Regions from separate parts of the Homo sapiens genome. Here regions 1 and 3 are each linked to region 2. The links are chromatin loops, found by intact Hi-C in ENCODE. Cell type or tissue: Panc1. All regions are shown on one strand.

The links. Peaks named below come from ENCODE experiments on the same cell type or tissue, not always from the same donor. Only the 100,000 strongest peaks of a DNase experiment are listed, where the experiment ranks them.
Region 1: a loop joins it to region 2, with 4 times the contacts of the local background. A loop is called at or near these places in 14 of 110 quality-filtered maps.
Region 3: a loop joins it to region 2, with 5 times the contacts of the local background. A loop is called at or near these places in 21 of 110 quality-filtered maps.

Annotation. Positions count from the first base shown.
Region 1 is chr5:28,471,885-28,475,884 of GRCh38, forward strand. No RefSeq gene overlaps it. Among named protein-coding and RNA genes, the nearest start is that of LINC02103, 190 kb to the left of the region's middle. In Panc1, a CTCF peak has its summit at 1,826 (motif pointing right); a DNase peak (open chromatin) is centred at 1,857.
Region 2 is chr5:28,764,595-28,768,594 of GRCh38, forward strand. No RefSeq gene overlaps it. Among named protein-coding and RNA genes, the nearest start is that of LINC02109, 380 kb to the right of the region's middle. In Panc1, CTCF peaks have their summits at 2,343 and 2,557; a DNase peak (open chromatin) is centred at 2,127; H3K27ac peaks cover 1,402 bases.
Region 3 is chr5:28,343,035-28,347,034 of GRCh38, forward strand. No RefSeq gene overlaps it. Among named protein-coding and RNA genes, the nearest start is that of LINC02103, 57 kb to the left of the region's middle. In Panc1, CTCF peaks have their summits at 1,957 (motif pointing right) and 2,158; a DNase peak (open chromatin) is centred at 2,017.

The DNA of each region.
Region 1 (4,000 bases), 290 kb before region 2:
TAAAAGTTACAGTTTAGAAACAGTGACCTGGAATTCTACTGAACCCTTCTTATGAGTGGTTTATGTAGTAATAAAAATCCCCTCTATACTGGGAATTTAGTAATGATGATTTTCTAAAGGAAAAAAATATTTTATATGTCTCTGTAGTAGAATAAATAGTTGTCCTAAAATAATCTGTTCTCAAATCTGTGGAAAAAAATATGCTTCCTCGCCCCTTGATTAAGGATGGGATTTTAAGTGTTTAGGACTTAAGGGGTTATATTTAAACTTTAATTCTCAAATGCAAGCAGTAGCCACAAAAAAAAAGGTACTCACCTCAACCTCCATTGGAAATTATCAAATGCTGATGATGATCCTAAACTCCCAAATCATACTAGTTTTCATATATAAAATTAACTTGATGTGGCTCACATGCAACTTCTTTCCATACTTATGTCTTAGAATTTATGGGGAGATCAACAAGGTGGCACTATTGAAATGGTCATTGTCATTTGAGATTAAAATACAGGGCAGACAGAAGATGTGTCATTTTTGGTGACACATCTTTGTATTCAAGTTGCTGTTTCACGTCCTTTTAAAGTAAATATATGTGACACCATCAATGTAAAAGCCAATGTTGTTACAATAGTGTACAAGGCCAGACATGGCTCCATGCTCCTTCAATGATCTTATCCGTCAGTTTCTCCTGTTCTTGCTCTAATCCTAGTATCCTGTTTCCCTTGTTTGTCTTCTGCTCTGTGCATTCTCAACAGAAGTGATCATTTTCCCACGGGCACATAAATGGATTCTTGGTGAGAGAAAGATGGTGAAAATAAATCTTACTTTTTCTTTGTGCTTACTCAACTCAGCTCAGCCCTCTTCTCCTTGGAATCACACCTTGTCGTGGCTAGCAAAAGCTTTCCTGTGTTACTCCATGGCATAGAATTTACTTTATCTGTTTCTACACTGTCTGAAACTGAGTGGCTAAGTATGCCTCGCTAAACCTACTTAACAAACAAATCCAAGTCCATGCTCTTCATCTTGGCCTTTATGCGTCATAAACATGATATTTTGGCCTGAACATAGCTTTGTTTTTCTTCTCAATTTGTTCAGAAACTGAGAAGAGAAAAATATATACAGGCAGTTTTCTTGAATAGGCCAACTTGTATGTTCCATAAGTTATTCTTTTGTGCACTTATTTATTCAATTTTTCACTTAAACAACAATATTTACTTATACTATTTATTGAGACTATGACATTGTATGCACTGTTCTAGTACTATGAGAAGTTACCATCTACTCTGTCAAATACAGGAGGTCCTTTTGAGGGAGAAAACAGTAATGTTGCTCCCACATTCATATTTGCAATAGTTCGTAAGACTGCACGTAGAGACAAGATCGGACTCCCAGTTGAATGTTCTGGCCAATAAATCAAATGCTAAGCTTCCTATGAATATTTAGATACTACCTTATGGCAAGGAGTCATTAAAACTCAAAGTACTTACTAAAATGTCAGCACTTATAATTATTAAAAAAAAGAGATTGCTAATGTGACCTACTAAATTAGTTAAGACATAAATGTAAGCAACAAAAACTAACTCAAGCTAAGTAATTTATTTTTGTCCAATTCCAAGACTGGGGATGCTGCTTGGTTTCAAGCAGAGACCCTGCATGAGGATTTGCAGCACTCTTCTTATCTTTGATAGACTCGGGTCATCCTATACCTCCCATAGTTTCTACCTTATGCAGATATTTTCTTTGGATCCCATTTCTAAATTCCAGGCAAAGATAATCTGATTAGCCCAGTTTGGAGCAATCAGCCTTCCTTTCTTATCAGATACCGCCAGAGGGCAGAAGAATATTGTAGTGAGAGAGAACAACCTTATGTGTAAGGTGTTTCTAAGAGAGGTATTGCTGAACAGACATATCAATAGTTCCCTTGACTCAGGGAATACTATAGGCTTTAGTAATTGTTGTTCATCCTACTGTTTATTGATGTGTGGTATTTTAAATGAGCTCATACGTGTTTGGATTTTCACGCAATTGGAAAGCTATGTCAACCACATTAACATAACTATGGGAATAAATAAACATCAACCTTCAGGGAATACTTAGGGCAAATGTCACCCTTTAGTATGTGTGGCTATTTATTAGTTTTAATTATTGATTAATTATTTTGAAATTATTATCTGCTGTAAAACAATAATAACTCCTCAATGCAGCTAAGCCCAGAATTAATGTATATTGAGAATAATTTACTAGCAATGTGCTAAAATGTGACAGATTTACAATGTTAAAACTAAATAGAATACATTTATGTCATTGTAACTTTCTTTATGGTATCTTAAAGAAGGGAAAGAGATAGAGTTATGGTTAGTAAGCTAGCAATTACATATGTGAGAGAAAGGAAAATATCAATGTGTTAGCATTCCCAGCCTTTTGTACAACTTCTCATTTATTTAAAATGATTTTGTGTTTGCCCTTTTGCTCCAGGGAATTGCTGAATTGAATGAGATAAAGGATTCATTGGAAAATTATGTGAATCTGAGCTAAACTAAATTGATTTACCATAAAAAGAATAAAACACCACTACAGAGGGGGAAAAGTAATGGTGTATCCAGGGGACTGGAGAAAGTCAAGCTAGATACAGTGAAGAAGGAAAGGATAATAGAAGGCCATGTTAGAACTGTTTGCTGGGAGAAAAACAGAAGGGCGATAGAATAGTTAACTGACACCATTAAGAATTTGGTGATCATTTATTTACGGATGTTCAGAAAATTTTTGCATGTCTTATTTCAAGGCTTTTGCTCCATCTGATAGCCAGGATAATTTGTGTGAATTTTAAATACGTGTCTTCATAAGTCCTTAACATTTGAATGCCACTGATAATGCTGATGACACCACAGATCAACCTACACAGATATTCTGCATCTAAGTATTCCAAGAAATTATTCATTATGTACAATAACCCATATGAGGACAGTCAAGTACTTTAATTTTGAGAGCTACATAGAATAGATTCCAGCCAAGTTACATTTAATGAGTTATATAATTAGTTGCTTATTTGGAAGTAGAAAACCCTTAAATGTTATTAAATATAATTATTTTTATATTTATTAATTTCTAAATACCATTAATTCCTAACTTTCAAACCTTTCTGTTACCCTAAATTGAATGGCCTTTTCTAAAAGGGACGCGGTTTCACCTGGATTATTAACAAACAGAATACGAAATAGCTTTCTATGTACTTTGAAACAATCCCTTTTTTGTAACAGTTTATTGTAACAGAATAATGGGCCTCCAAATGTCTACATTGCAACTCATGAAACCTGTTAATAAGTTTTCTTACATAGAAAAACGAACTTTGCAGATCTGATTATGCTTAGAGATCTCGAAGAAATTATCCTAGATTATCTACATTAGCTCAATCTAATCACATGAGTGAGTTCTTCAAATCGGAGAACCTTTGCCAGCTGTGATGAAAGAGCGATATGACAACAGATAAAGGGTTAGAGAAGTGGCAATAGTTTTAGCTTTGAAGATTGAGGGACAGGGCCATGAGCCAAGCAATGTAGATGACCTCTAGAAGCCAAACAGGCAAAGAAACTAATTATCCCCTAGAGTCTCTGCAAATAAAAACACCTTTGCTGATATCTTTATTGTAGCCCAGTGAGACCCATGCCTGACTTATTTTCTTACAGTTCTACAGAAAATAAATCTTTTTACAGTTCCTTACAGAACTGTAAGTAAATAAATTTGTATTGTTTTTAAGCCAGTAAGTTTGTGGTAAAGCTTTACAACTGCAACAGACAGTTAATATATTACCTAAAATATTGCTTGTCAAACTTAGAATATAAATTGCCTGCAGATCTTGAAAAATGTAGATCCTGGCTTAGTACCTGGTAGGTAGTGCCCAGGATTCTGTATATCTAATAAGGTCCTAGGTTATACCAAGGCTGCTTGTCCATGGCTCATACTTTGGTTAGCAAGAATTAAAAGCATGTGCTACAGCTCTGTAACC
Region 2 (4,000 bases):
TATAAGACTTAAGGACAGTCTACATTCCCAGAATCTTTTATCAAACATCTTCTAGAAAAAGCAAACAAGCAAAAAAAAAAATTAACCAAGTCTTACTTACAGATATAGAGGTAAAAATCCTAAGAAACACAAAAGAGAGAGAGAGAGGGGGGAGAGAGAGAGAGAAAAGAAAGAAGAAAGAAAAGAAAGAGAGAGGAGGAAGGAAGGGAGGGAAGGAGGGAACTATAATACCAAAAGCTTAATATAATATTCTCAACTAGAGTGTATAGCAAAAATGAAAGCATGCTTTATCATTTGTCAATGTAATTCATCATTTTATTAAGGAAGGAAAATATGTGAGAAGTTAGAACTTTATCCTAAAAGACAGTACAACCTGGAGAAGAAAAGCTCAAAGTATAGAATCAGATAATAGAAGTTTAGAACTTGACTTTACCACATCCTTGCTGTGTCATCTAGTCCACATTTTCTAACTTCTCTGTACCTATTTCCTCATCTGTGAAATTGGAATAGCAATATTGCCTCAGAGAATTGTTTAGAGGACACAATATTCTTTAAAATTTAAAGCATTTTATTGAGTATCTGAGCGATGATAAATCCTCAATACACATTAAATAGTATTAATGTTATATTATTTAATGTGTGCATGTATGTATTTTCTTTCTACTTCAGTGTCAACCTTCTCTGGGGTCCTTCCTTACTCACTTCCCTACTACTATCGTTGACAACCTCATTCACTCCCAAAAGGTTGCTTTTCAGATTTGACTGTCAAATCTTTGTTACAGCCCAGATCTCTATAAAGTTTCAGTCTCATCTGTGTTCCCAACTACTTATTAGCTATAACAACTAGGTTGTCTTTCCAAAGATCAATATATCAAATCTAAGATAACTACCACTGTCTTCCCTTCCTTCATTTTAACATCATTTCAGCTTGTTACTTACGCATTCTCTACCTTGGTTAAAGCAATCATGGTCCTGTCTCTCAAATTAAAAATCTCAGAAATACTTTTTTTCTCCCTTACCAAAATAATACTGCTATTGTTCATTAAAACAGGCAAAAGGGATAAACAATAACCCAGGACAGTCTTTGGCACTTTCCTGGGAACCAAGAGCAAGCATTGGTTCCTTATTAGTGACTGAAGGAGTATAACAAGAAGTCGCCAATGAAATGTGCATTTGTTCATCTGTCACCTTCTTTTCATTTCATTTTCCATCCTATTGTTTGAATCAGACTCTATAAACTGTTTCCCAGGGCACACAATTTGCCTCTGATTTTCCAGCTTCCCAATTAATCTTTCATTGCTTAAAATATGCAATGGGATTTATTTAAAATAGTTTATGCTTTAAAACTTTTTAGTATGTTTCCAAGGCCTTCATAATCATCATCTACCATATTTTTCTCTCTTCTGTCTCTTGATTTTGATGCACTCATTTTATTTTCTGATTACTCCCAAACTTACACATTTTCCAAACAACCCAGGACACTTCTCACACCCTTGGCTCTACATACACTGGTCTCCATTTCCTGAATAGCTTTCTCCCTTTTCCCATATGTATAAATACTGATTTTACCTTCCTTGAGGCCCAGATAAAGCATTATCCCCTCTATAAAAATATCTCTTTCCTCCCCAAACTAAATATAGTTTTTGCACTAAAATTAATTTCTGCCTCTATATTCAAAAAGCATGTCTTATTAAAATTATCAATGTTTTTATTATTTTATTTTTTCCTAGTAGAGAGATAGCGCTTATCAATTGTGTATTATTTTAAAAAAAATCTGTACGTCGACATAATTAATATGACTTGCCTTCACTGATCCTTACGTACATAACTAATATTTTGAAATTTGTGCATCATTCAGGAAAACATACTGTTTAATGTTATTATTTACTTTTGAAAACAATATGCAGTCTCTAGTAAAAAATTTTATTTACTGTTTCTTAACTTTAATGTGAAATAAGATCAAGACTAAAAAACAAAATATTAACATACCTATATACCTACCCATTTAATAACTTAAATATAATTCAATATATTATAACTAATTTTTAAGAGATTAAAAAACATTTTATTTTATCAGACACTCAAGTATTAAATTTTCATATTCATTCTACTGTTTCTAGTAAGCTCTAGCATTTTAGGGGTTGGGCTGCCATCTGGTGGAAATTTTAAGTCTTAACTAAAAAATCTATATTTTGGTGTGGCTTGCTCATTTATGTGTTATAAGCACGTTAATAAACATTCTAGTTGCACAGGAGAAAATGTACTAAATTAAATTAATGAGCTGAAATGTAATAGAAAATAAAAGCAAATACATATTTAAATTAGACAAGTATGCGTTTCTGCTTGCCTTAACCATCCATTTGTACCACAATAAATTTAATACTGTGAATATAAAGAAGGCCATAAAAACTCAACAAATAGACAAACAGACAATTGGTTACTGTGTGAACACAATCAGGATTTTTTAACCCTAAGTTATAAACCAAGATTTGCTTTTACTGTCATACAATTACAAAACCTCTACATAAGCTTCAAAAGAAACCATAAGTAGTCATGAAAAAATACACTGGGAAGAAATTACATTCTATTTCTTTTCTGATTACCCAATTGCACATTCATTTCTCAGTTATTTCTTCTTGAAATACCTTGTTTGGTGCAGCAATACCTTGCTGTTTACCATACTTAATGAAATACAAACTAGAGTAGATAAACTCAGAAACAAATGTAAAATAGAGTACTCAGATATGAAATAGAATATTGTCAAATATTGTTTTAGAAAGACTCACATACAAACATTTCAAAACTGATTATACCGAAAATTTTTAAATGAAATTATTGAAGATAACTGTTGGTTGGTAGAGTTGATATGTTAATATTCTAGAGTGCAGATCACATCCTTAGTCTTATTATTGACACAAACTCACAGGAGGTGCATTTTTATCTAATGAGGTTGTTATTCTTGTTGGATATTTTTTATTTCCAAAAAATTAAAATTTAATCTCACCATAATGGGATGTTTGCCTAGACATGCTAGGCTTGACAGAGATGATTTATGATTCTGAAAATAAAACTAAATTGCACAGAGCCCTTGAGGAACCTAAAAGCAGAATGTGTTAGAGAAGTGAGGGATACATTGTGAAGCAGGAAGGCTCAAGAGCAGTTCCAGTTCCATTCTTAATTAACAGTATGGTTTAAATAAAAATAATAATCATAATCATAAGCCACATTGTAAAGCAGTTTTCATATCACATATTATTGAATCCTCACAACAATGAGATGATAAGCGTTCCTTTACTATTAGTTTTGTAGAAATCACAAAACAGGCTCAGAGATACAAAATAACTTTGCCAAGTGCAAACAACTAGTATATGCCACAGATGGAACATTCAGGCAGACTACTGGGATTCGGCTTGCTCATTGAAAAATAATATTCTGTGAATCCTATTTAGGATTTTAGTTTTCTATGCAGGTGAATCATAATAGGTTTACTTTATTACAGAACCAATTAGTATTTTAAAATTAATCTGTATTTGTTTTGTTAGGATTTAACATACATAAAGAATATACATAAAAATTTATGTGCCTGGAAAAAATAAGGTACAACAAAGAGCCATGGCTATAACTATAACCAGTATTCAAGAAGCCTCCAGCAATGCATCTATAAATATGAAAGCTTTCTGCAACTGACTTGGGTGTAAACTTTACACTACAATTTATAATAATTGTCTCCTGTTTTTTTTAAGACAGAGTTTCGCTCTGTTGCCCAGGCTGGAGGGCAATGGTGTGATTTCGGCTCACTGCACCCTCTGCCTCCCAGGTTCAAGCAATTCTCCTCCCTCAGCCTCCTGAGTAGCTGGAATTACAGGCACCTGACACTATGCCCGGCTAATTTTTTGTATTTTTTGCAGAGACAGGGTTTCACTATGCTGGTCATGAACTCCTGACCTCGTGATTGGCCCGCCTTGGCCTCCAAATATTGCTTTTTTTAAAAAAGGTATAC
Region 3 (4,000 bases), 420 kb before region 2:
AGGTCTTCAGCTGTGGTTGCTGCCATTTCAAGATAAATATTTCCAGTGCAAGGACCATTGTAAAAAAAAAAAAAAAGAAAAAAGAAAACTGAAAATTAGTGATGCTATTGCTGTAGCTACACTAGCAGGTGTAAAAAACTCGTAATTTTTGTGAAATAACTTTTTATCTTGTATTGAAAATGCAGTTTTTTATGGGGGTGCAAGATTGCTATTAAAAAGGCATACCTATAGACTCTACGATGAATTGAGAAAAGGCAAAGTCATTGTATGACAACTTAAAGCAAAAAGAAGGTGAAAGATCTAAAGGTGAAGAATCTTTTGCAAACAAAAAGAAGATTTGATAATTTTCTTTCTTTCTTTCTTTCTTTTTTGAGACGGAGTTTTGCTCTTGTCACCCAGGCTGGAGTGCAATGGCGCCATCTCGGCTAACTGCAACCTCCGCCTCATGGATTCAAGCCATTCTCCTGCCTCAGCCTCTCTAGTAGCTTGGATTACAGGCGTGTGCCACCACACCAGGCTAATTTTGTAGTTTTAGTAGAAACGGGGTTTCTCCATCTTGGTCCAGCTGGTTTTGAACTCCCAACCACAGGTGATCCGCCCACCTTGGCCTCCCAAAGTTCTGGGATTACAGGCGTGAGCCACTGTGCCTGGCCTGATTTGATAATTTTTGAAAGAGCTAACAGACACTGCACCAAAGGAATTAACAATAGAAGTCATAATGGAAATGAATGCTTCTTAACCAATGCCAGATGATGTGAAAGAAGACATAGAAGAAGCAGTACCAGGAAACGCATTCACACTAGTCAATCTGGTAGAAGCGTCCCAATTATTCAAGACTGGTTTTAACTTTTTTTTATGATGTGGACCATTCTATGACATGGGCATTGAAAGTAAAGCAAACAGTGAAGGATTGGTACAGAATGGAGACATTTTCAGAGAAATTAAAAAGCAAAAAATTAGATAAAATTATGATGTATTTCCATAAAGTTATGCCAAGTGTACCTACCTCTCCTGCCTTTCCTTCTACGTCTTTATTCTCTGCCACCCCTGGGACAGAAAGACCAACTTAGCCTACTTAACATGAAGATGATGAGGATGAAGTCCTTTATGATGATCCACTTTCATTTGATAAATAGAAATTATATTTGCCTTTCCTTATGAGTTTCTTAATGATATTTTTCTGTAGCTTACTTTATTGTAAGAATACAGTATACAGTACATATAACATACAAAATATGTTGATTATTTTATTGGTAAGACTTCTGGTCAACAGTAAGGTATTAATAGTAAGTTTTGGGAAAGTAAAAAGTTATACATGAATTTTTGACTTCACAGAGTGTCAGCACCCCTAAGCCCCACATTGTTCAAGGGTTAATTGTATATCTATATATATCTATACAGATATAGATATAGACATATAGCTAGATATATATATATACACAAACACACATACATATATATATACACACACACACACATACATATATATACCCACACACACATATATACACACACAGAGAAATATATATATATGTATATGTCTACATTTTTGTATACTTATATATACACACTTGAAATTGTCTCATGTTATTATTAAGCCTGAGACATTTCAAGATTCACACTCCTAGGGCTCGCGAATCAAGAGAGCTAATGATGGAGAAGTTCCAGCTTGAGTCCATGGAAGAAGACTGAGGTCCCATCTTGAAGGCCATCAGGCAGAAAAATGAATTCTCTCTTTCTCAGCGTATTGCTCTATTCAGGCCTTCAGTGGATTGGATGAGGCCCACCCACATTGGGGAAGGCAAAATTTGCTTTATTTAATTTATCAGTTGAAATGCTAATTTTGTGCAGAAACAGCCTTACAGACACAATAGTAATTTTGGATACTAATTCTGGATACTAATTCAGAGCATATAGTGCTTCTTGAAAAACCCTACACCAATCTTGCAAGGTATTGTCCACTAGATGGTGCTGTAACTCAGTCTTCAAGCGAACATTTCAGTATTCTATCAAGCCAGCTGTTTCCGGATGGTGGGAGAAAATTACTGTCTTAGTTAGCTCAGGCTGCTATAAAAAAATACCATAGACGGGGTGACCTAAATAACAGAAATTTATTTCTCATAGTTCTGGAGGCTGAAAGTCCAAGATGATTTGGTTTGGTAAAGACTCTCTTCCTGTCTTACAGATGGCAGCCTTCTTGCTCTGTCAGCACATAGTGGAGAGAGAAAGCTGGTGTCTCTTCCTTTTTTTTTTTTTTTTTATAAAGGCACTAATCTCACCATGAGGGCTCCACTTTCATGACCTCATCTAAACGTAAGTACCTTTCAAAGGCCCCACCTCCTAATACCAACATATTGACGGTTGAGCCTATAACACTTCTAAAGGGGGACATACACATTCAACCCATAACAGAAATTAAGTAGTAATAAAATATACAACATTGTTAAAAGTAATTAGATATCTTTTCCTTTATTTTATTTATTTATTTATCTTTGAGACAAGGTCTCACTCTGTCATCTAGGCTGGAGTGTAATGGTGTGATGAAAATTCACTGCAGCCTTGAACTCCCCAGGCTCAGGTGATTGTCCCACCCCAGCCTCCTGAGTAGCTGGAACACAGGCATACACCACCAAACCAGGCTAATTTTTGTGTTTTTCATAGAAACGAGGTCTCACTATGTTGCCTAGACTGGTCTCAAACCCCTAGTCGCAACTGACCCACTCTCCTCAGCCTCCCAAAGTGCTGGGATTATAGGGGTGAGCCACTGTGCCCGACCTAATTTAAATGAAATGATCTTAAACATTTTGAGGTACATAATTTTCTTATTAATTATTATTTAATCAAGAAAACAGATACAAAAAAACATTTTGAAGTGATTAGCTTTACTTGGAATATTTAAGTGATTATAATTACCGAACATTAAGAGTTACATGAAAGAAAGTGGTATATATAATGCATGCCCTAATAAGAAAATTTATGCAATAAAACGTAAGTTATTTTCTCATTATTTTTCTTTTCTGGTATAGTTTTGGCAAAGTACCAAGAATAAAATTTTTCTTACATGTTAGGTAAAACATCTTGTATATAATTGCATGTATTTTTAAAGTAATAGGTCATGTATTGTGCTTATTCAAAATACAAAAACATAGTAATTTTTTCTAAATCTCTAAAAGTTAATGTTATTTAAATTTAGTAAGCGAAATAATTTTCTGATTATTTTTTATTTTAAAATATTATAAATAATGGTTTTCTGGCAATCTGCTTTCTATCTCTGTCAATCATTACCTTTCAAATAGCATGATAACAACAGATGTTGATAATCTAGAAAATACCACCTCAATTCAAATACCATCTGAACAAAGCACAACCTGCTAAATAAAGCAAAGTCAACAATGGAAAAGTATTCTGACCTGACTTTTTTAGCTTTTAAAATAATAATTTTAACTTTCACTATAGTTTTTATCTGTCATCTATATTAATTTTCTTCAAGTTTATCATCTATATTTTCATGTAGTTGACTGTTAATATTTGCCTTAACTATAAACTGCAACATTTGCAGGTTTTCAAATTATCAAGAACTACTAATGCTTTAAACTTTTAGTAATACTCATAGTTATTGAGGCTGAAAATCTGAGATGAATAAATTTTATTTATTAAATGGAATAAATACTTCTCAAATTTCAAGTCCCCTCATAAAATTAAATGAGATTATATATCAAATTTAGTAAGTAGCACCATAATGCTGTTGCTAGAAGAAGCTTATTCAATAACTCAATTATTCCAATTATTCCACATAAGCCTCAGCAAATATGATTTCACTTTTACTCTGAACTTAAGGATTTTATTTTTATTTATTTATTTTTATTTTTATTTATTTATTTATTTTTTATTTTTATTTATTGATTTTGAGACAGAATTTCACTCTGTCGGCCAGGTTGGAGTGCAGTAGTGCGATCTCAACTCACTGCTACCTCCGCCTTCTGGGTTCAAGCGATTCTCC